Regions from separate parts of the Mus musculus genome. Here regions 2, 3 and 4 are each linked to region 1. Evidence: chromatin loops called from intact Hi-C (ENCODE). Cell type or tissue: heart. All regions are shown on one strand. Each heading gives the region's core, and the rest is flanking DNA. Links, peaks and the distances in the headings are about the cores only.

Region 1 (5,560 bases), core at 1-5,000:
CGCGTGGCCATCGCTGCCCGCGCCCCGATCCCCGCGGCCATGTCCGCGCGGGAGCTCCGGCCGCGGGTGGGTTCTCGCCGCGCTGCCCTCCCCGGGCTGTTCCGGGAAGCGCGCCACCGCCACCGCGCGCTCCCGCCGCTCTTAAAGTGGCAACGGCGGGAGCGCGGGTGGGCCCCCCCCCCGCGCGCGCGCTGGGAGCGCGCACGCGCAGAGCCCGCGGGGGCGGCACTGCCCACCAATAGGCTGCGCACCAATAAGTACAGACTTCAATACCTCCCCCCAAAGATATTCAAGCCCGGGACGCGCTCCAGCAGTTGCTATTTGTGCAATTGGGAAGCTGAGGCAGGGGGATGGCCGCGAGCTCCAAGCATACCTCGGCTGCGGAGCAAGACTCCCAGTTGTACAGATCTGGGGGTGGGGGTGGGGTGCTGTGGATATCTCCGTTTCGACTCAGGAACTGCACTAGGCTCTTGGGCTCACAGGATATGCGCCCATGACATTCTACTCCCAGGACACTCTCTGCGAGCCAATACAGCGCTGCGGGCTGTGAGGGGCCCTTTTGAGAGAGTTTCATATAGGCCAGGCTTGTCTCAAACACATAAAACAGATAACCCTGAAATTCTAATCCTCCTGCCTCAGCCTCCCTAGCGTTTGCACGACAGGCGTGTGCCACTTAGCCTGGTCTGTGTGCTGTGCACAGAGCCCGGTTTTTTTTTTTTTGTTTTTTTTTTTATGCATGCCAGCGTTGTAAGGACTGAACCCCAGACCAAGCACGTTTTGTTTGTTTTTCTGAAAGTGTTTCTTAACGCGGTAGACAGAGGCAGGAGGATCTCTGTGAATTCGAGGCCAGCCTGGTCTATATGGCGAGTTCCAGGACAGCAGCCAATACATAGTGAGACCCTGTCTCAAAGTCGGAGTAAAAACGGTGTCTCCTGTAGCCCAGGCTGACCTCCAGCTCTCTACTTCACTAAGGCTCCTTGAACAGGTGGTCCTCCTGCCTCCACCTCTGGGTGCACGCTGGGAATGAGAGCATGCTTCTTTCCCCCACTCCAGCGCAGACGCACGTGTATAACACGCGGCCCCGTGAGAGCACGAGGGGTCGTGGCGCATGGGCGTCGGGAAGCATCCAGGCTAAGGCTTGCTATCGCTGCAAGTGTCCCCGGTTGGACACGACGGGTTTAGTGGGGACTTGCTGGAGATTGCGCACAGGTGGGTCGTCAGCACCCGGTGGCGCAGTCATGAGCTCAGGTTTCCTGTGTGAGTGTGACAGCATGCAGGTCACCACGGCGCTAAGTCTCGCGTGGTGTCCCTGGTGCAGGCAGATCCCCTAGCCCGGGCCTCCCCGCCCCCACCCTAGTGGGCGGGCGGGAAGCCGAGCCGCCGTGGTTCCAGGCGCTCAGGAAAGGCTGCCGGGGCGCGCCCCGCCTCCTCCCCCAGGGCTCAGCTGGGCCGACGCCGGCCTTTCCCATTTCCTGCTTGGCCCGCCACCCCCTCCCCCAGCTTCCTCTCCCCGCCGCGGGGCTGGCGACTGCTGGGTGCCAGGAAGGCCGTCGGTGCGCCTGGGCCACCGCGCACTACAGCTCTTTGCAGGCCCTGTTCTCAGCGAGACACAGAGAGGTTGCGAGTGCAGCCGGGAGGCACAGCACGCAGCTCCGAGTTTCCTTCCACCCTCAATTGTGTCCCCAAGGTCTGGAGATGCCCAGGACGCAAGGTTTCCCCTCTCTCAGCCACAAATTTTTGATTCAGTGTCTTCACCCACCCCAACCCCCGGAACTATTTATTGAGCGCCTGCTGTCTACCGGGCCCTGGGGACCCAGCGGGGACACTTTGCTACGACTCCTGGAGAAAAGAGTCAGCTGGGGAAAGCAGGAGACAGAGCCGGACAAAGGGAGGGAGGGCCGGCGGCAGCGAGGACGGTGGGAGTCCCGGAGGAGAGTGGAGGCGGACGCTGGGAGGAGGAAAGAACGGGGGGGGGGGGGCGCCCGCAGCCCTTGAAGGCTGCTTGGGGGAGGCTCTGCGGGCGGGAGCAACTGCGCCGTCGTCATGGCAACCGAGGCGCTCCCAAACACAGCTAGGAAAGTCCGGGGAGTGGAGCTTGCAGGACACACACACCCAGTTTGGGCATAGACGGGGGCCCGCCCACGTGAGGGAGAGGAAGTGAGAGGGCTGACACTGCAGGAGTGGAAGGAGTGAGTGAACGTTCAAACCAGTTCCAGCCCTGGGACACACGCACGGTTAAAGTGCTGGAGACGGCAGCTCGCGAGTGGGAGAGCTTTATTTCAAGAGCCACCATGAGTGGCTGATGGTGAGCCCAGAAAACTTTTCCCTTGGGCGAGATGTCAGCAGGTGAAGGCGCTTGCCACCAAGCTTGATGACTTGAGTTTAGCCCCCGGCACCCACATGATGGAAACTGTTGACTACTCTTGTGACTTATACACGCACAATGGTACGTGTGCTCCCACGCATAAGCACAGCAGTAAGTATACGCGTCAAATACAGTGATCTGGCCACAGACTTGGACTAACGAGGATGGAAGGCATTTGAGGGGACCCCTCACCTGCTCCCTTTTCTCTCGGGTGCAGTAGGGACCAGATTGCCTGTTTCCCTAAACTGGCCAGGCTCTGCAAACTGGACCCCCCCCCCCAGAAAAAAAAAAACAGAATGATTAAACTTTCTTCCCTAGAAGATCCTGTCCCATGACAACCCCATCCACCAGAGGAGCCGGTTCCGCCGCGCCCCCGTGTGGCCGGGCCCGGAACTGCAGGGCTGCCTCCCCCTCCTCTTCCTCCTCCAACCCTTCTCTTCCCCTTATTTCGTTCATCTTTTCCCCTCCTCTTCTTCCTCCCTCCTCTTCCTCACCCTTCTCTACCCTGTCCCCATGCCTTTTGATGTCCTCTCTAGATTTCACCAAACACCTCATTTGTCACTATTATTGACAGCGGGTGCTTCAGACTGACACCCGGGCCACCTCGCGGGGAACCGCGAGCCGCGGGAGTCGCTGCAAAACGCATCCCCTCCCGCTCCGTCCGGGACCACAGCCCCTCCCAGCTGTGCTTTGGAGGCTGCACAGCTGGAGCACGGCTGTACACGGAGACTGCTTCCTCTCCGTAGCTGTAATTATGGGTAATTTTCTAAGTGCAACACAAAAATTAAAACCCAAACAACACCAGGAAGGGGGCAGCCGCAGCTGGTGCACGCGGCAAGCCCGGAGACGTGGACCTGGAGTGGAGGAGGAAGGAGTCCTGAGGGCGACCTGTGCCTCTGGCTCTCGGGGTACGAAGTTCCCAAAGTAGAGTTACTGGGTGCAAAAGCCCGAGTTTGGACGCTGCTTGCTCTGTGCTGCGGTGCCAGCGCAACCTCTGCTCTCTCGGAGCCACGCTGGAAGGAGAGAGAGACGTCCGCCCTCACTAGACCGCACCCTGGCGCCCGGTCGACCGCCGGGAGGTTCAGCGCAGCCCGCAGACTGTTCCCACCGCTTGAGAACTTCTAAGCTGCACCGATCCTGAGACAGGATACACTTCTGATACGTGTTGGTCCCCCGCAAGACCGAGCCCTGTCGCCCAGCAGTACCCCATTCCACCCGACCTCGGATCTTCAGCTCAGCGCCAAGCACAGGGCTTAATTCATCTTTTGCTGATTCCTACCCAGCGTTGGTACAACTGCATAGAGTAGAGCAGTGTCAAAGTGACAAAGCAACCTGCCTGGGGTTGCACAGCAGAACCAAACACCGGTTCCTCATTTGGGGTGTGCTGGTAATGCATGCTAGTCTCACAAACTCTCATTTCGTGAAGAGAACCCAATAAGTATTTGCTGAGCAGATGAATCTGCATCCCATTCTCTCCTGACCCTCAAAACAGCCATGGGCTGTAGTTCCAGATGTGGCCACGAGATAGCAGCAGAGGACGATGGTGACCGCGGCAGCCACATTCAGAGTGAATGTGTGACACTTGGTGACACTAGGCATGACAGGTGCTCCCCTGTGAGCTTCCAAATGGCATTACATATTTATGCATTGGATTATCTCAAATTCTGAGAAACTGTAGGTCTCTGGAACTCACCATCTCCTGCCTCAGCAGGCCGGGATTACTGGCCTTCGACACCAACCTGGCTTAATTAGTTGTTTTAGGGAGGCTCAGCTGGTAGGAGCACTGGCTGCTCTTTCAGAGGACTCTGGTTCAATTCCCAGCACCCACATGGCAGCTCACAACTGTTATTTGTCCCAAACATTGGAGGAGGAAGACCACGATCCAATTAAAGGTGGCAACGTTAATTAAAGCAAGCATTTTTACATAAGGCAGGGTTCAAGAAGACAGAATTGAATGTAAAGAAGACAAGAGTCTGGGGGGTGGGTATGGGGGACCTTTGGGATAGCATTGAAAATGTAAACAAGGAAAATACCTAATTAAAAAAAAAAGACAAGAGTCTTATAGCTCAAGAGTAGAGGATTTCCAAATGGGGGATTTGGTGGGTAAAATAAGTGGGGTACATGAGCCTGGAAGAAGCAGCACAGAGCCATTTGTAGTTAAGATTAGGGGTGGGGCCTAGCCCAGTCCTTGAGAAACAAATGTAATTAAAAACGGGAATGAACTTAGTTTGTCTTACTATAAAAGTTTCCAAGCAGAAGATGAAGTCATCCTGGTTCTTCACTGTAATTCCAGTTCCAGGGGATCCGACACCAGCACATAGACATACATGCAAGCAAGACACCAATACACATGAAACAAAACTAAATAACAATTGACTGATTTTATTACCACTACATTGCCTTTAGCCAAATAGTGATGATTTTGCTCCATCTTATACCAGACTGGTAAGTGTTCATACTCTGTGAGTTCCAGGCCAGCCTGGTCTACGGAGCGAGTTCCAGGATAGCCAGGGCTACACAGAGAAACAATATTTAAAGAAAAGGAAAAAAAAATTTCTTTCCAGACATTAAATGGGAAAAATCTCAGGTTTGGTACATAGGTGGTAAACTGCTTACCCAGCATGCACTAGGCCCTGGAGTCCATCCCCCCATTCCCTTGTCACCTGTTGACTAAGTTTGGGGGTGGGACCCCTACATAGCACATTCTGCAGATTGATTAGAATTGCAGAGTTTGTAAAGAATGGTAATGCTGCAGGTCTGGAGCCTCATTATCATAGGCTAAGAGAGACGGCTCAGTCATGAAAAGATCTTGCTGATCTTGAGAGGCCACAGATTCCATTCCTGTACCTGCCCCTGTGGCTCACACTGGCAGGGGATTGGAGTGGCTCCTCTGGTCTCCAGGGACACTCATACAATGTCACACTCACACAGTGTCACATATACTCTTAAGTGTCACACGCACACACAACAGTTTTTTGAAAAGACTCAGGGCTACTAAATATAAATAACAACAAAAGGCCTACTCCCCCCGCCTGGAAACAGCTCTGCGATCTGCAGATGGCTCTCCAAGTTCCAGGCCAGCCCTCAAGTGTGCATGGAACCACTCTAAAAAACTCATCATCTGTGGTACATCAAGGTGTCTTCACGGCTATGGCCAGACTCTCTGTTTAGTTATAGACACCTTCAGAAGCCACT
Region 2 (5,560 bases), core at 224-5,223, 89 kb after region 1:
AAGTGAGTCTCAACAGAGGTAAAACTTAATTTGGTACGTAAACCTGTCCCCAGTCAGCTCAAACCACCGCCTCCAGAGCGCACGCCCGCCCATCCCCCACCCGCCAAGGCCAAGTCCCAAGGTCAGGGCGGAGCCTCGCGCGCTCCGCCAAGCTCCGTACGGCCCCGGGGAGAGGCAGGCCTGGCGCCGGGGGCTGGCTGGCGTTGGGCCAGCACTAGCTGGCTCAGTCGTTTGGCGGGGGGCGGGGGAGGGGGTGCTGGCTGGGATATGGCTCGCGAAGCGCAAACCCCACGTGTGTGGTGAGGGGAGAGTCCACTCTATCTTTCTGGATGGTCACTTGCCTACAAAAGGGGATAAAACCTGGGTGTGTGGCTCTCTGAGGCAACAACTGGTCAAGGCTCGGGCGGGGGTTTGGGGGGAGGGGGGAGAACCCTCTGAGGCCTCAATGGCCTGGGCGAAGGTCCTGAGGTGCAAAGGAGCTCCAATGGGGTACAGATTGGAGAGGAGTCACAGAGAAGGGATGAGACTCCTCTCTGGTCTTCTAAGGGTTGTGTTGAGTGTGCTGGGACTTGTTGCTCCCACCTCTTCCACCTCCGTTCCCAGCAAGCAGAAAAGCCTGCATCAGGCCTGGTGGCATACTGTACTAATTAAGAGGGTAATTACCAGTCCGGATTCTCATTTGCAGGCTCCACTCTGGGACCCACCTCAGGCTCTAGAAGAGTCAAGAGTAAAAACGTGTACTGCCATGGCTGTCCAGAGGCCTGGCACCCTAGTTCTGTCCTTGGGAGGACAAATGTGTGGTAAATGCCTGTCCTTACAGCACATAGAAGGCAGAAGGATCACTTCTCAAGTCTAGCCTGAGCTACAGAAAAATTCTGTCTCAAAACAAAGGCAAAAACAAAACAAAACAAAAAAAACCCCACAAGCTCACCCCAGAACTTCCATCAGCAGGAGCCCCAGGTCAACCTGGGTTACAGCTTTTGCATAGTGCCCTTTAACTCTAGCACTTAGCAGGTCCACATCTGTAAGTTCCCAGCCAGCCCCAGCTGGAAGGTGAGAGATCCTTGCTCAAAACACAAAGTAAAACTCAACAAACCCAAGACTCAAATCTCATGCTAAGATGAGGTGATGGGCACGTCTTTCACGTTGAGGCAGTGAAATCACCCTCAGTCTTGGTCAGCTAGGGTACAGGGTGTCCTAATAACTGAAACCGAAGCAAGGCACAATGGCATATATTAGTCATCCAGAAGCCTGAGGTGAGATTTTGGGGGGTTCGGGAGGTCATTCTGGGGTACAGAGTGAGATTCTGTTTCAAAACGTCCCAATCCAGGGCCATAGGGTAGGCTTAGAAAGTAAACGTGACTGCACCCAAGTCGGACAGCCAGAGTGCCACACCGGGGAGAACAGACTCCCAACTCTCCTCTGACCTTCCTGGACACACACACACACAAAGCACAGATACCTACACAGACAAACACAGATACACAACCACACAGACAAACACACCAGCATGTAAAATAAAAACCGAGATCTGTAGGCCGAGGTTAAGAGACTCAGGCCTGTTACTGCCACACTTGGGAATATGAAACAGGGGGACTGAAGTTAAGTTCATGAATAGCGGAGTCTAGAGGATGAGATCCTGTCTTGACCCAAAACAAAGATTAAAAAAATTTTTTTTCACCGAGATCAAGAAAAAAACCTACAACTGATGGCTACCCTGGCTGCAGTTGGACTCCACACATCCCATCCTCAGTTTCCCCAAGGAAAAGGCAGGAGGTCAGCTTTTAGGGCGTTCGACTCCACCCTGTGAAACTGACAAGGAGCTAAGTAGTTGTGGGGACTCTCCAAGGGACCCTCCTCTGCCTCCCCCTTCCTGCCCACACCTGCCAGCTCCCAGCCGGAGGAACCCTGGCCGGCGCCCGGCCCCCGAGGGGCGTGCCTTCGGTGGGCGTGACGCGGGGCGTGGCTTCACAGAGGGCCTGGGTTTATGAGGCTCCACACATCACGCCACAGAAGTGCCAGAGACAGGGGAGAGATAGACGCACAGATGAGGTCCAGTTTGAGAAACAGAGAGGCAAGATCTAGAGGGAAGTAAAGAGGGGAGGAAGAGAAAGGGAGGAGAGGCAAGAAACAGCAGGGTAGGGACAGAGCCTGCCCGGCAATCCAAGCTGGGCGTGGTGACCCGGCCAAACCGCGTTCAGCCCCACCCCCATGACGTCAACCCACAATGCAGCGCGTTGTTGTGCCATGTAGCGAGCGTCGCTCTTGGCAACAGCGGCCGCCACCAGGCGAGGGCGTCCCGCTCCCGCCCCTTTATGCAAATCAACGACGTCACCTCGCGCCAATGGCGAGCGGGGGCGGTGAGCTCATCGCGGGGGCCGAGGCTATAAGAGTGCGCGCGGGCGGCGCGGGGCAGAGCGGCCGGCATCGGAGCCGGTCTGTACGGGCAGCGGACTGGGGGGCATACGGGGCCCCCCGGGGAGGCCGCGGCCACTCCCCCCGCCCCGGGGCCGAGCGCGGCGGGGGAAGGTGGGGATGGAAACGCCCTTCTATGGCGAGGAGGCGCTGAGCGGCCTGGCTGCGGGTGCGTCGAGCGTCGCTGGTGCTACTGGGGCCCCCGGCGGTGGTGGCTTCGCGCCCCCGGGCCGCGCTTTCCCCGGGGCGCCCCCGACGAGCAGCATGCTGAAGAAAGACGCGCTGACGCTCAGCCTGGCGGAGCAGGGAGCGGCGGGATTGAAACCAGGGTCGGCCACTGCACCTTCTGCGCTGCGCCCCGACGGCGCCCCCGACGGGCTGCTGGCTTCGCCGGATCTTGGGCTGCTCAAACTCGCGTCGCCGGAGCTGGAGAGGCTGATCATCCAGTCCAACGGGCTGGTGACCACTACCCCGACCAGTACGCAGTTCCTCTACCCGAAGGTGGCAGCTAGCGAGGAGCAGGAGTTCGCCGAAGGCTTCGTCAAGGCGCTGGAGGACCTGCACAAGCAAAGCCAGCTGGGTGCGGCCACCGCGGCCACCTCAGGGGCTCCCGCGCCTCCCGCGCCCGCCGACCTGGCCGCCACCCCCGGGGCCACGGAGACCCCGGTCTACGCCAACCTGAGCAGTTTCGCGGGTGGCGCCGGGCCCCCTGGGGGCGCGGCCACCGTGGCTTTCGCCGCGGAGCCAGTGCCCTTCCCGCCGCCCCCGGGCGCGCTGGGGCCGCCGCCACCTCCGCATCCACCGCGCCTGGCCGCGCTCAAGGACGAGCCGCAGACCGTGCCGGACGTGCCGAGCTTCGGCGACAGCCCTCCGCTGTCGCCCATCGACATGGACACGCAAGAACGCATCAAGGCGGAGCGCAAGAGGCTGCGCAACCGCATCGCCGCCTCCAAATGCCGCAAGCGCAAGCTGGAGCGTATCTCGCGCCTGGAGGAGAAAGTCAAGACCCTCAAAAGCCAGAACACCGAGCTGGCGTCCACCGCCAGCCTGCTGCGCGAGCAGGTGGCGCAGCTCAAACAGAAAGTCCTCAGCCACGTCAACAGCGGCTGCCAGCTGCTGCCCCAGCACCAGGTCCCGGCGTACTGAGCCCGAGCGCGGGGCGCATGCGCGGACTAGCTGCGGTGGGGGGGCGCCCCGGACTCTTTCGAGACTCGGTGCCCCCGGACTCGACAAGCCGGACCCCCCTTAACTCTGGATGGGGAACCCGAGCGCACGACCCCCGCCCTCGCGCCGCCTCTCTACCCCCAGTCCTGCGCGTGGCTGCCCCTTTGTACCTCCGAGTAGGGGCTCTAAGGGGCGCGCAGCCTCACGCTCTGCCTTTCCTTTTTTTTTTGCCTTTTGGAAGAGAGAACGGGAGTGTCCGATTCCGCCCTATTTATGTTTCTACTCGGGAACAAACGTTGGTTGCGTGTTGAGTGTGTGTTTCCTTGTGTTGGTTTTTTAAAGAAACGGGAAGAAGAAAAAAAAAACCCTCTCCCCTCCCCCCCCCCCCGCTCTCTCTCCTCCCGACACCATCCCCTCTCTTTTTGTTTGGTTTTGTTTTGCTACGAGTCCACATTCCTGTTCCGTAATCCTTGGTTCGCCGGTTTTGTGTTTTCAGTAAAGTCTTCGTTACGCCAGCTTGGCTGTCCGCCTCCTTCTTCCCCCGCCTGGGCTGAGGGTGGGCGGGGCTAGCCCTCTCCCATCCCCCTCCCTCCTCCTCTAACCTCTTTCCTCCCCTTCTTCCCCCCCCCCCTGGGGGGGGGGAACGCGGCGTGGGCGCGGGCCGTGCCTGCACATCTGCTGCGCAGCGAGCGCCACCTAGGTGCACGCTGTCGGCCCAGGTCCAGGTGGCACCAGGACGCAATCCTGGACTAGCCTATCAATTTAGCTGGTATATCCTTTAGGAAGAAGAGTGACTACATGGGAAGGGGCAGAAGGAAGTGCTTACAAGCTTGGGGCCTCCGGGATTCATCCATACAGAAAAGAGCTGGGCTTGCAGCCTGTGCTCACTAGATTTTATTCGCCTTTGTTGGTTTCAAAGGGTACCTCAGACCCAGAGCCTTCTCTGCAAGTCTATGTGGGAGCCTAGAATCATGTAGGTGCATTTAAATATCTCCCTGACACGCCCCCTTCTCGCAGCACCTGCTCTATTTTGAGGAAACAATATTCAGCGAAGTAAAGCAATTGTCTTGAGTCACATAGCATCTTTATTTTTGAGACAAGGATACTTCATGTAGTCTTGACTGTTCTGGAACTTTCTATGCAGACCAGCCAGAGCTCCCCCTGCCTCTGCTTCCTGAGTGCTGGGGTTAAAGGTATGTGCCATCACACCTGCCTGTTTCATCTCCGTTTTCAGTGCCCTGGGCTTAGAGCAGATTAATCAAGGTCGTCCAGCTCAGCCCAGTGGGAACATCTGACCCTAGGTCTCGTCTCCCCTCCCCTCCCCCATGTTATATATACAGTTTCCTGTCAGCCCTGGCCACTGCTGTTGAGACCCTGGGTCTTGAGGCTCTCAGGGTGTCACTGTGGGTGATAGGTCACATGGTAAGTCCCAGTGGGTGGCAGGTGTCCCTAGACAGCTGCTGAGTGCCTGCCTGCCCGCCCTGAATGGAACTCTTGTGGGTCCAGCTTGGTTCTGGCATCATCCTAACATTTGGGAGGCCGAGGCGGGAGACTCCTCAATCCTAGACCAGCCCAGGCTACACACCCTGTCTAGTAAGACTAAAGCTAGTAATGAAAAGGCTTGAACATAGGTTCCCTGGATGCTGGGATGACAATCTAGTTCATACAGTGTGAGGATGGAGCCCAGGGCTGAGTTTCCTGGGCAGGCACTCTCCTGAGCTTCGGGCACATAAGAGTTCCAGCTTGGGTACCATGGTGGAGTTTTGCAGCAGCTATGAAAGCTATACTCTTCCTTTGTGGGCCTCTATCTTATGTGCTCTGAAAAGGGGGTGTCCTGATCTTGGTTCCCCTCTTCCCTGTCCCTCTCAGGGCCAAGATGATTATTATTATTGTTGTTTTGTGGGTTTTTTTTTTTTTTTGAGACAGGGTTTTTCTCCTGTAGCCTTGGCTATCCTGGAACTCACTTTATAGACCAAGCTGA
Region 3 (5,560 bases), core at 1-5,000, 140 kb after region 1:
ACATGGGCTGACCTAGTGCACCCCGATGCTCAGGAGCTTCTGGACACCTTGGAAGACAACAGAGAGTGGTATCAGAGTAGGATTCCCTGCAGCCCTCCACACACCATGGGCTCGGACAGGTTCAAGTTTGAGCTGACCCTGGAGGAAGCAGAGGAAGAGGAGGAAGAGGAGGATGAAGGGCAGTGCACAGCACTGAACAGGGAGTCCTCAGAGTTACCCAGCACTTAACTCCTGTCCTCTAAGGCCAGCCCAGAGCCCAGGGTCTGCTTTGTCCAACAAGAGTTGGGCTAGCTTAGTGTGGACCGTGGAGTCCTGGTCAGGCCATGGGCACCTATGGGCACTGATGACGTTCCACCACTCAAAGAGGACAGCCAAGGTTTACACAGAGCCAAGCCTGAGGGAGGCTGGGACCAGCTCTGCCCACAGACTGGAATGGCACCAGCCCTGGGAAGCGCCGACTCCTGCATCTCAGAAGACAGACTTAGACTCAGCTGCAGTCTGCACGTCAGCTTCAGCACATGCAGTCGGACTCTGTGTTATGGTTTAGTTGGTTTCTTTTTTGGCACTAAAGATGGAACCAATGTTGCCTTCACCAGTCCAGCTGCAAGCCTTTACTGAGTCCCTCGGGGGAATCCCTTTCGTAAAATGCGGGCGGGGAACACTTCCCACTGAGGTCTGGTGTCTCCTGACACCATTGGCTGCACAAGACTCTTCTTAGATATCAGGAGGCCGGTGACCCTCCTAGAAGACCACTGCAGGCCTCAGTCCTCCCATCAATGAGGATCCCCGTCTCCGACAAGATTGGGCTTCTCAAACCAGTGTGCTGGTGCACCTCTCTTCACCATAGGCATCCCCCAGACTTGGCTGTGTGTGTGTGGAGACAGCTGGTCCAGGCTGGGCAGCCTGACTAGAAATAAAAAGAGCTGGAAGTGGGCTGGAAAGATGGCTCAGTGGTTAGGAGCACTGACTGTTCTTCCAGAGGTCCTGAGTTCAAATCCCAGCAACCACGTGGTGGCTCACAATCATCTGTAATGGGATCTGTTTTTTGTTTTGTTTTGTTTTGTTTGTTTGTTTTCGATACAGGGTTTCTCTGTGTAGCCCTGGCTGTCCTGGAACTCACTCTGCAGACCAGGCTGGCCTCGAACTCAGAAATCCACCTGCCTCTGCCTCCCAAGTGCTGGGATTAAAGACATGTGCCACCACCACTGTGTGGCCTGAAATGGGATCTGATGCCCTCTTCTTTTGTGTCTGAAGAAAGCAATGGTTACTCACATATAATAAATAAATAAATCTTTAAAAAAAAAAAAGTAGCTGGAGTGTGGCTAAGGGGTGGAGCTTCTGCCTAGAATTGCCCAATGAGGGGCTTGGGGTGTGGCTCTGGTAACAGAGCTTTAGCTTTTGGGAAGTCCTGAGTTCCATTTCTATCACTGCAAAAATAGAATAAATAGAAGAGCACTGCAGGCCTCAGTCTTCCCGTCAATGAGGATCCCTGTCTCTGACAAGATTGGGCTTCTCAAACCAGAGTGCCGGCACACCTCTCTTCACCATAGGCGTTCCCTAGTCAGGGTTCTCTAGAGTCACAGAATTTATGGGTATTCTCTATATAGTAAAGGAATTTATTGATGACTTAGAGTCTGCAGTTCAACTCCCAACAGTGGTCAGCAGCAGCTGTGAATGGAAGTCCAAGGATCTAGCAGTTGCTCAGTCCTACACGGCAAGCAGGTGAAGGAGAGAAAGCCTTCCTTCTTCCAATGTCCTTATGTAGGTCTCCAGCAGAAGGTGTAGCCCAGATTAAAGGTGTGTGCCACCACACCTTTAATCACAGATGACCTTGAACTCAGAGATTTCCCTGTTTTTGTTTTTTTTTTAAAGATTTATTTATTTATTATATGTAAGTACACTGCAGCTGTCTTCAGATGCACCAGAAGAGGGTGTCAGATCTCATTACGGATGGTTGTGAGCCACCATGTGGTTGTTGGGATTTGAACTCAGGACCTTCGGAAGAGCAGCGGTACTCTTAACCACTGAGCCATCTCTCCAGCCCATGAGATCTCCCTGTCTTAATCTTCTGGAAGCCATAGCCACTATGTCTTAAGATCTCCATACCAAGATCCAGATCAGAAACTTCTATCTCCAAGCCTCCAGATTAGGGTCACTGGTGAGCCTTCCAATTCTGGATTGTAGTTCATTCCAGATATAGTCAAGTTGACAACCAGGAATAGCCGCGACACCTACTCATTCTCTTGTGTGGAAACTGAGTCATAACTAGTCCCTCAGAGCTTATATACTAAGAGTGGGCACTGGTGCCCCCTGGCGGTATGACTGATTCCCTGTTTGTTTTCCAAACAGTTCTTTGGCCGTTTTGAGACAAGGTCTCATGGTCTCAAGTTCTAATGTCAGACTTGTTTGCCGCAGAGGATGACACTAACGTTATTTTCTTGCCTCCACCATTCGAGTGCTTGGCTGGGGTAACAGGCATGTGCCATGGGGGGGGGGGGGTCCCTCTCTTTCCCTTTTCCTTTTTCCCTCTGAGCCTGTAACTCTGCACCTGACCAAGGCCTCCAAGGAGCCAGAGTGGCAGGCGACTTCCTCTGTAAATATTATGACTCGGGCTATTCATCCCCAGGAGGCACAAAAGGCCATCTGGGGTCACACACTGGAACATTTCCTTCTTCCTTCCAGATGTCTTAAGAGGCGACCCTTAGAGATTTCTTGTTAAACAAAGTCATGTGTGTTCACTGTGGGAGAATTTGGAAGTCACACAAACCTGATGACGTGAGTTCCATTCCTAGGACTTGTGCTGGAAGGAAAGAACTGACTTCCTAGGTTGTCCTGTGACACTCCCCTCTTTCCAACACAAATAAATGAATATAACTTAGAAAGATTTGAGGAACAGCTTCCCTCTGTCCCTTCTTCTGCCTGTGCTCTTGTTTGCCCAGGCCTTTAACACACTTGCTTCATTCTTCCAGACAGCTGTGCTGTCCTCTCTGGGGAGCCTCAAACTCAGAAATTCCCAAGTGCTGTGTAATTAAAGGTTTCTGTTACCATGCCAGCAGTTTCCCCGCACACGTTTATAGTATGAAACAGGGTCTCACTTTGTGATCCAGGATGATAAAGAACTCAACAACCCTCCTGCCTCAGCTTTCCAAGTGTTCCGATGAAGCCTTGCCACCTACTGAGCTACCAGCACAGTTCTCCTGGAGCCCTTGCTTGGTGGTGGAAGCAAATGGGTTCCTCCCCTAACCTTATCCCTTCGGAATAAATCCAAATCAGGCTCCAGTGTCCCAGGCTCCTCCTGCACCCTTTCTGTCCTCAAACCCGGTCCCGGTCCCCACAGTAGCCTCCGCGTGGGCCCGGAGCTCGCTAAGTAACAAACTGATGGTCACTTTGTGTCTCTGCATGAAGTGCAGGGGAAGCAGGAAATAAGCTTCCTCCAGCGGCCCCGGATTGGGCGGGGCTCCAGGCTCCTCGCGGGGGTGGACGAGCATCCAGGCGACAAGTTATTCTGGTCCATTGGCGCCTCCGCAGCTGGCGGGGAGGTCTATAAACAGGGCCAGGACACGTTCCCAGTTCTGCTTCCTGTGGGAATGGAAGCGATGGGGACCCTGCCCGGCCGCACGGAGAGGAAGAATAGGATAGACCCCAGATTCCCACCTTGACAGGCAGATTTGCAGGAATGAGTCGTGTGTATCATAGCGGCTTGGAAGTCTGCATTTCTGCGCCCACCTTCCTGAGACACAGGGTTACCCGGGTCCCAGTGTCCATATCGTAAAGGGCGTTGGGCAGCTACTCTTGAATCTTCTCTGCTTCCTTGGTCTTTCATTACAATTTTGGAAGACTTATGGGTCAGGATACTTCTGAGCCCTAAGTGCGCAAGGAAGCAAGGGGTTCTCTGGGGACTCATCAGACCCTTTTCTCTTTGCACAGACCGGATTTTCTCCTTTATTTCTTTGAGGCAGGGTTTTATGTGGATCAAGCTGACTTTAAGACACTATGTAACTGAGGATCACCTTGGACTTCTGCTTCTCCCCTCCTTCCCTTCTCCTCCCAGTGCAGAGAACAGGAGCCTGGATCAACCCAGGTCTTTGTGATGCAGGTTCCCCACCAAACTGAGAATTATCCTCAGCCCATCAAAAAACAGTTCTTTCTTTCTTTCTTTTTTTAAAAATTATTTATTTATTTGCTTGTTTATTTTGTTTTTTGAGACAAAGTTTCTCTTCATAGTCCTGCTGTCCTGGAACTCACGTTGTAGACCAGGCTGGCCTCGAACTCACAGAGATCTGCCTCCATCTCCCTTCTGAGTGCTGGGACTAAAAATTCTGTGTGGTCTTTAATGAGTTTTTTGAGCCCTAAAATGTAATCAAGATGTATGCCTGCCAATCCAACACTTGTGAGGTGCAGGCGGGAGGATCAAGAGTTCAAGATCAGCCTCTGCTACTTGGCAAGTTCGAGACCAGCTTGTTACTTGAGACCATTTCTCAAAACAAAACCTAAACTCCTGAGTGCTTCACGTCTCAAAAGCAAGGACTTCTAACCACAAGTTTCCAACCAGAGCTAGGTCCTGGCCTCAGCCTCTCCGCCCTTCAAACACCTAGCAGTCACCATTGGGCCTCTAAAGACGTAGGAATCGCTGATTTGATATTCGGTCCGTCGCTCGAGAGCATCAGCCAATGGAAACTTCATGCCTCCCTAGAGCCCCGTCTTCCAGTGGCTTACCAGGCCCTGCCCCTCTTCTGCCGGCGCAGGCCAGTGTGGTCCCGCGGCTGTCGATGCAGTCCCTCCCCTAACGTCACAGCTTCGTTTGCATAGAAAGCCCCGCCCCTGGCTTTGCAGGACGTCAGCTAGGACTGCAGGGGCCTGAGCCTCCTCCGCTGCCGCCTGCAGCCCCCGCCGCCGCCTGCATCCCCCGCATCCTCTTCTGGGGCCCGGTCGCCAGCGCAGTCGCCACGGTCGCCGTCGCCAGCGTTGTCTCAGCTTAGAGAGGGTAAGGGTGAGCGCAACCCAGGTCCACACACTGAGGAGCCCGCGTTTCACTGACAGCTGGGGGATCAAGGGGAGCGCAACTCGGGTGTAGTGGCTATGGGTCTCGCATTTGGCATTCTTGGTCCCGCATCCCGCACCCCTCGCCCTTAACCTGGCACCTGGGGCCCGGGCTCTGCGACAGAGGGGGAGGGGAAAGCCAGGCCTTGCGGGAGGCTTGTGCGTGCTCGTGCTCGTGGGGTGAACACGCGTGTGCGCGCCCGCTGGGCATGGAGAGGCTCGAGTGACCGCAGGACGCGCAGCGTGCACACTTGTGATACGTTGTGCGTGCATGGTCCGCGTGCGCGGTGCGCGTGGATCTTAGTTCAAGTATGTGCTCACACGCGTGTGGAGCCATGCGCGTGTGTGGTGTGTCCTCCCGGATGGCCAGGTACAGTCGTGCATTGGTGCAGGGAGCTGTGCTCACACATGGGCTTGCACACACCATACATGTCTGCTTGTTTCGCCTGTTAGCACCACTCTTGCATGCAGGGCAGGTGTTTGGGTCTGCCTGCCCTAGATGCTTCATTGTGCTTGTGTG
Region 4 (5,000 bases), core at 1-5,000, 50 kb before region 1:
TTTTCCTGTTATGTTAGAACCAGGTCCATGTCAGATTCCCATTGAGCTCTGAGCAATTACAGCCCCTCTGTGCTTTGCACAGCCACCTTGTCCACTTTCAATTTGCTCTTTACCTCCCCACAGTGTACATTGTCCACATCTTCCTGGTCTATTCTCTGCTTGTAGTCTGACTAAGAGCAGTGGATAGGGATCATTCCAAAGCCTGGTGCTCTGCTCTCTTGAAATTTCCTCTGCTAGTTTATTGTGTTTAGCTTATTTTCTGAGATTGGGTCTCACTGTACAGTTCTGGTTGGCATGGAGCTCGATATGTAGATCAGGCTAGCTTCAAACACAGAAAAATCCACTTACCTCTGCCTTGAGTGCTGGGATAAAGGCTGCTCTGCTGTGCCTGGCTTATTCTGTTAGTTTTAGGTACACTCTCCCTGAAGGCTGGGCACAGCCAGATTCATTGCTGGAGCCCACCATGAACATGCTGTACAGAGCCTTGTGGAAGTGCAGAACCTGCTCACTTGCTGCTGCCAGTCTGCCCCATGTGCTAAGGCTTCTCATAGCATCCCCACCCTGCCTCAGTCCCTGCCCAGCTTACTCTTCTGCCACTATGGCAGGACACAGGACAGGGACTCATGTGCTGCTTTTGTCCCTTGAATCTTATGGCTAAAGCGGTTTGATGTGTGGTAGCAGGAACTGTGGCTGGACATACTCCGACAACAGATAAAAACATCTCAGACTGCCAGTGGGGCCAGGAACAGGAAAGCCTGCCCACATTTTTCCCCTTCCCCAGCTAGGCCCCACCCTTTGGTGATGCCACCTTTAACACAGCACCACCTGCAGGGACAGAGTGTTCAAACACTGAACTTGTGGGAACTATTCATGTCCAAACAAACAAGCTCGTATGTGCATTGTTTGTGTGAGGTCTGGTGAGTTCTGAGCCTTTGGTACAGCACCGTGCACAGTTCTTCCACTCTCCCATGCCTACCCTCTGTTCCTTCTCAGTCCCCATGCCCTGAGGCAGCTGATTGCTTTTGAAACAGGCTCACCTAGCCCAGTCCTGAAGTCTGTTTTGTGGAAGATGCCTTGAACTCACATCTCTACCTCCTCTGGAGTGCTGGGATGACAGTTTTGCGTTTCCACCTGTGGCATGTCCCTTTTGTTATTTAATGTTTATTTAATTTGATGTATGTGTGCCTGAGTCTATGTCCACACCATGTGCCTGGTGCCTTCAGAGCTCAGAAGGGGCATTGGATCTCCCAGAACTGGGGCCATAGATGGTTATAAGCATCATGTATGTACTGGGAATGGAACCCGGGTCTTCTGCAAGAGCAGTAAGTGTTCCTAACTGTTGGACCTCTCCAGCCTCTTGTTTCGTTTTTTTTTTTTTTTTTAAGTTTTATTTGTTATGTATAAAGTGTTCTGCCTGCAGGCCAGAAGAGGGCACCAGATATCATCACAAATGGTTGTGAGCCACCATTGCTGGGAATTGAACTCAGGACCTCGGAAGAGCAGCCAGTGTTCTTAACCTCTGAGCCATATCTCCAGCCTTTGTTTGGGTATTTTTGAGACAGGGTCCTTCTTTGTAGCCTAGGGTGGCCTTTCCCCTTCAAGGTACTGAGGATGCTGGGTCTGTACCATTAGGGTCCATCTATCCCATTATATGATAAAACAGTTCATTCATGTGCTCCATCAACCCCGGAAACACATGTACCCACATGATTTGAAAAACCATGGACATCTTTGTTTTTCCACTTTTAACACGTGCCTTTAATCCCAGCAATCATCAGGTTTGGAGCTCACCTGGTCTTGAGTTCCAGGTCAGTCAGCATTGCACAGTGAACCTCTGTCTCAGAACAGAGCAGAGAAGAGCCCCTTCTGGAGTGGTTGGCTCTGTCCCTCAGAGGCAATCGATCCTGTTCTCCAGGCACACACTCCTGTCTGTACTTTTTTGGCCACAGGAGTGCTGGGATTCCAGATGTACATCGCTGTGTCTGTGTTTTCATCCATGTTCCTAGGAGCCACCTTCCTGGTCTGGCCAGTGCTTTTACTCCATTCTGCTTGAGGCATTGTTGGAGATAGCATATAGCCAGGCTGGCCTCTGATGTACAGAGGCCTTGCCTTAAGTTTCCCATACCCTGCCTCTGCCTCCTGAGTGTGAGGAGTAGGTGTGTGCCATTGCCTTCTTTCTGTGACCTCCACTCCCCTGAGGCTGTGTAGAGGAGTGAACTTTTGGGACCTCAAGGTAGCATCTTAAGGAGACTTCACCTGTGGCAGTGGTGATGCCACATTTGCACAGTGGTGCTGAGAGTTCCATTGTGTCCTAGCTGGCACTTAGTAGTGTCAATAGCTTTGGCCATTGTCTCACAGTTTTGCCATGACGTCTCACCATCATGGGCATAGACTTGTTGTCATAGACTACAGTGAGAGTCAACTCCTGCCATCTGGCTCCTGGGTTGCCCTCATGGCCAAGGGCAAGGAGTGTTCAGCAAAGCTGCTTCCTGCCCTTGAACTTAAGCCAGGAAGAAGGCTGTTGCCAAAGGAAGGAGGAAGTGTGTCTGGCTGCTGTAGGCCTGATCTTTGTAGATCCTACTACTCTGGGCCCTCTGGAGGGCGCTTCTGCCCTGCTGAGCTGCCTGAGCCTCAGCTCTCTTGAGTGTGATGCACATGGAACATTGATGAGGACTGCCTCTCTCCACAAGACACACTGGTGAGTCCTGTGACATCTAAGTATCTGCCTGTGGGACAGGTTCCAGGTTCTTTGGGACCATTCTGGAACTCGTGTTCCTATAAGGCCTTTCCTCCCTGGCTGGCGCTGTGTACGTTGAAATCCTCCTCGTAGCCAGAATGGCCGAGAAGCATCCAGTTATAGGCAGTTGATAAGCTGGTATTGAATTCAGGAGCTTGTGGCCACACCCCTCTCTAGAGACCCCCCCAAGTGTCTCTGACTCGTGCACCAGAGACCAGCCTTTGTCTAGGATTGGGAAAGCAAGTAGGTGTGTCTGTGCACAGATTATCTCTCTATGTGTGTGCATGTGCACCCATGTGTGGAGTGTGGGTGGGTAGGAGGGCCATGTGTGTTCTGATGCAGCTTTGTGCCTGGAGTTCTTAAAACACTCTAGAGACAGGAAGAGCTATTCTTGGAGAACCAGCCAGCAAGTCACAGGACCCAACTGTGCCTGGTGGCTAGGGGTCAGAGGACTCCAGAGCTGTATGTGTGGTCAGTGTCATTGTGTACCTCCTTTCAACCCATGCTAGGCTGTCAGCTCAGGAGTTAGCACTGTTAGATGGGCTTTTCTAACACTTGTGCCCACTGTGCCTGCTGACCATGAGATACCACCTTGTTAGGACAAGGCTGTCAGCATACCAGGAGTCAGCCAGGTAGACAGCTGCAAGAGCAATATACAGTGGGAACACTGGCTTCATAGCTCTGTGTAAGCCTCACAGAGGGCTCAAGACCAAGCTGGTCACTGTCTGAGCATTAGAGCTGTGATGATAGATGCCCTAGTGAGATTTCCTTCTGAAGACTCCTGCAAAGCTGTTGGAGGAGGCTAGAGCTTGTTGGAGGGACCTTGAGATCTGAGGTTGTGGAGACATAAGCCACAGGGAGTCTTGGGCTTGCAGGCTGACAGGCATGCATTCCCTCGATCTTCTCAGGATTCTCCTGACCTGATAGAACTGTTGAGAAACTTCCCAAAAGTGACTTTTTTGCAAGGTCAGTTCTACTGCAGAGTCCCAGAGCAGAGCCCAGCTGCTTCCCTTCATACTTTTCACCCTGAAGATAAGCCCGTTTTTGTCTGAAGACAGATGATAAATGGATCCAAAGAAAAACTTGAGGAGTCCAGCCTGCAGTCCTTCCTGCCATCCCCTTAGCTTTGCAAGTGCTGTCGACACAGGGACATATGCCACAGCTCCAGTAGGCGGGTATACCAGAGAACTTACCTCTCTTTTTGTTAAAGTTGGGCCTGCTTGTCCTAGCTGGCTTTGGGTGAGAATACAGCCTGCCTTGTGAGGACTGGAGATTACAGTCTACCCTGAGTGTCTGTGCTCACTCTCTGATCAGATCCTGACAGTATAACAGTGTGTATCTCTACACTCAGGCTTTTTCATGAGCCCTAAGTTCCATGACTGGGCTTCTGTGCTGCAGGGCAGGGCCCAGGCTGCTCTTGACCTCCTGACACTGCTGTCACAGCCAACTGAGTGGCTGGGGCAGGAGGGGGATTCATAAATGTGGACATTGTAATTGGTTCTCTGTGCTGGGCGTTGGTCATCTTCCTGAAGCAATGCCAGTTGGCAGATGCTTGTCATCAGCTTCTGCACAGCCTGACTGGAGATCAGGGTGTGTCACCCCGACAAAGGACACGTGGGGACATGCAACCTGGGGCAGTTCCTCTGATACACTTCTCTACTGATGTTACTGCTTATGCAGGTTCTGCTGAGCACAGAATGAAGACAGTGGACAAAAGTTCCTTGCAAGGGAAAGTGGCAGCGGCAAATGGAGTTGAGCCTGTCAGATAGCACAGACCCACAAGTGAGCTCAGCAGACAGTGGCACCTCCACCCCCACAGAGGTGACTAGAGCAGCCTGAGTGCCTGGGGCTGTAGGAGAGAAATGACCCCCGCTGTGAGACAGGGTGGGAAAGCACTTACACACATCCTCTTCAGGAGGGCACTGAGAGCAGTGCTGCGCCTCCTGGGGCCAGGGTTCTGAAGAAGGGGCAGGTAGCCCGTGTGCAATGGTCATGACTTTCTTTGACTTCACAACTCAGGGTCAGGGAGTACTGTGCCTGAGGACCCCAAAGACCTGTCCATTGTCTGTCCAGTGCCTGTCTTTGTCTGTAGTTGGTCTCTTTGCACTTGCATTTGAGGAGGAGCAGGTTTTTTTCTTGTTTTGTTTTTTTCAAGACAGGGTTTCTCTGTAGCCCTGGGCTGTCCTGGAACTCACTCTGTAGACCAGGCTGGCCTCGAACTCAAAAATCCGCCTGCCTCTGCCTCCCAAGTGCTGGGATTAAA

What was found. Peaks named below come from ENCODE experiments on the same cell type or tissue, not always from the same donor. Only the 100,000 strongest peaks of a DNase experiment are listed, where the experiment ranks them.
Region 2: a loop joins it to region 1, with 7 times the contacts of the local background. A loop is called at or near these places in 10 of 42 quality-filtered maps.
Region 3: it touches region 1 in a loop (2.5-fold over the local background); 5 of 42 quality-filtered maps call a loop at or near these places.
Region 4: it touches region 1 in a loop (2.9-fold over the local background); 6 of 42 quality-filtered maps call a loop at or near these places.

Annotation. Positions count from the first base shown.
Region 1 is chr8:70,608,200-70,613,759 of GRCm38, forward strand. It overlaps Ssbp4 (single stranded DNA binding protein 4), which reads right to left and starts at 115. Exons shown (of 18, transcript NM_001372473.1): 1 at 1-115. In heart, for the core only: a CTCF peak has its summit at 2,770 (motif pointing left); DNase peaks (open chromatin) are centred at 252, 1,402, 2,082, 2,752 and 3 weaker places; H3K4me3 peaks cover 4,182 bases; H3K27ac peaks cover 3,904 bases.
Region 2 is chr8:70,696,523-70,702,082 of GRCm38, forward strand. It overlaps Jund (jun D proto-oncogene), which reads left to right and starts at 1,217. Exons shown (of 1, transcript NM_010592.5): 1 at 1,217-4,094. The coding sequence starts at 2,536. The coding sequence ends at 3,561. It overlaps Iqcn (IQ motif containing N), which reads left to right and starts at 5,503. Exons shown (of 4, transcript NM_001370847.1): 1 at 5,503-5,560. In heart, for the core only: a CTCF peak has its summit at 4,292; DNase peaks (open chromatin) are centred at 1,949, 2,359, 3,579, 4,189 and 2 weaker places; H3K4me3 peaks cover 4,734 bases; H3K27ac peaks cover 4,930 bases.
Region 3 is chr8:70,749,880-70,755,439 of GRCm38, forward strand. It overlaps Pde4c (phosphodiesterase 4C, cAMP specific), which reads left to right. Exons shown (of 17, transcript NM_001310465.1): 17 at 1-1,307. The coding sequence ends at 228. It overlaps Rab3a (RAB3A, member RAS oncogene family), which reads left to right and starts at 4,824. Exons shown (of 5, transcript NM_009001.7): 1 at 4,824-4,984. In heart, for the core only: CTCF peaks have their summits at 2,323 (motif pointing left) and 4,887; DNase peaks (open chromatin) are centred at 652, 2,662, 3,442 and 4,712; H3K4me3 peaks cover 1,895 bases; H3K27ac peaks cover 2,003 bases; H3K27me3 peaks cover 928 bases.
Region 4 is chr8:70,557,742-70,562,741 of GRCm38, forward strand. All of the region lies in intron 1 of Ell (elongation factor RNA polymerase II), which reads left to right. Among named protein-coding and RNA genes, the nearest start is that of Ell, 21 kb to the left of the region's middle. In heart, for the core only: CTCF peaks have their summits at 826, 1,434 (motif pointing right) and 2,596; DNase peaks (open chromatin) are centred at 781, 2,570, 3,030, 4,260 and 2 weaker places; H3K4me3 peaks cover 178 bases; H3K27ac peaks cover 3,377 bases.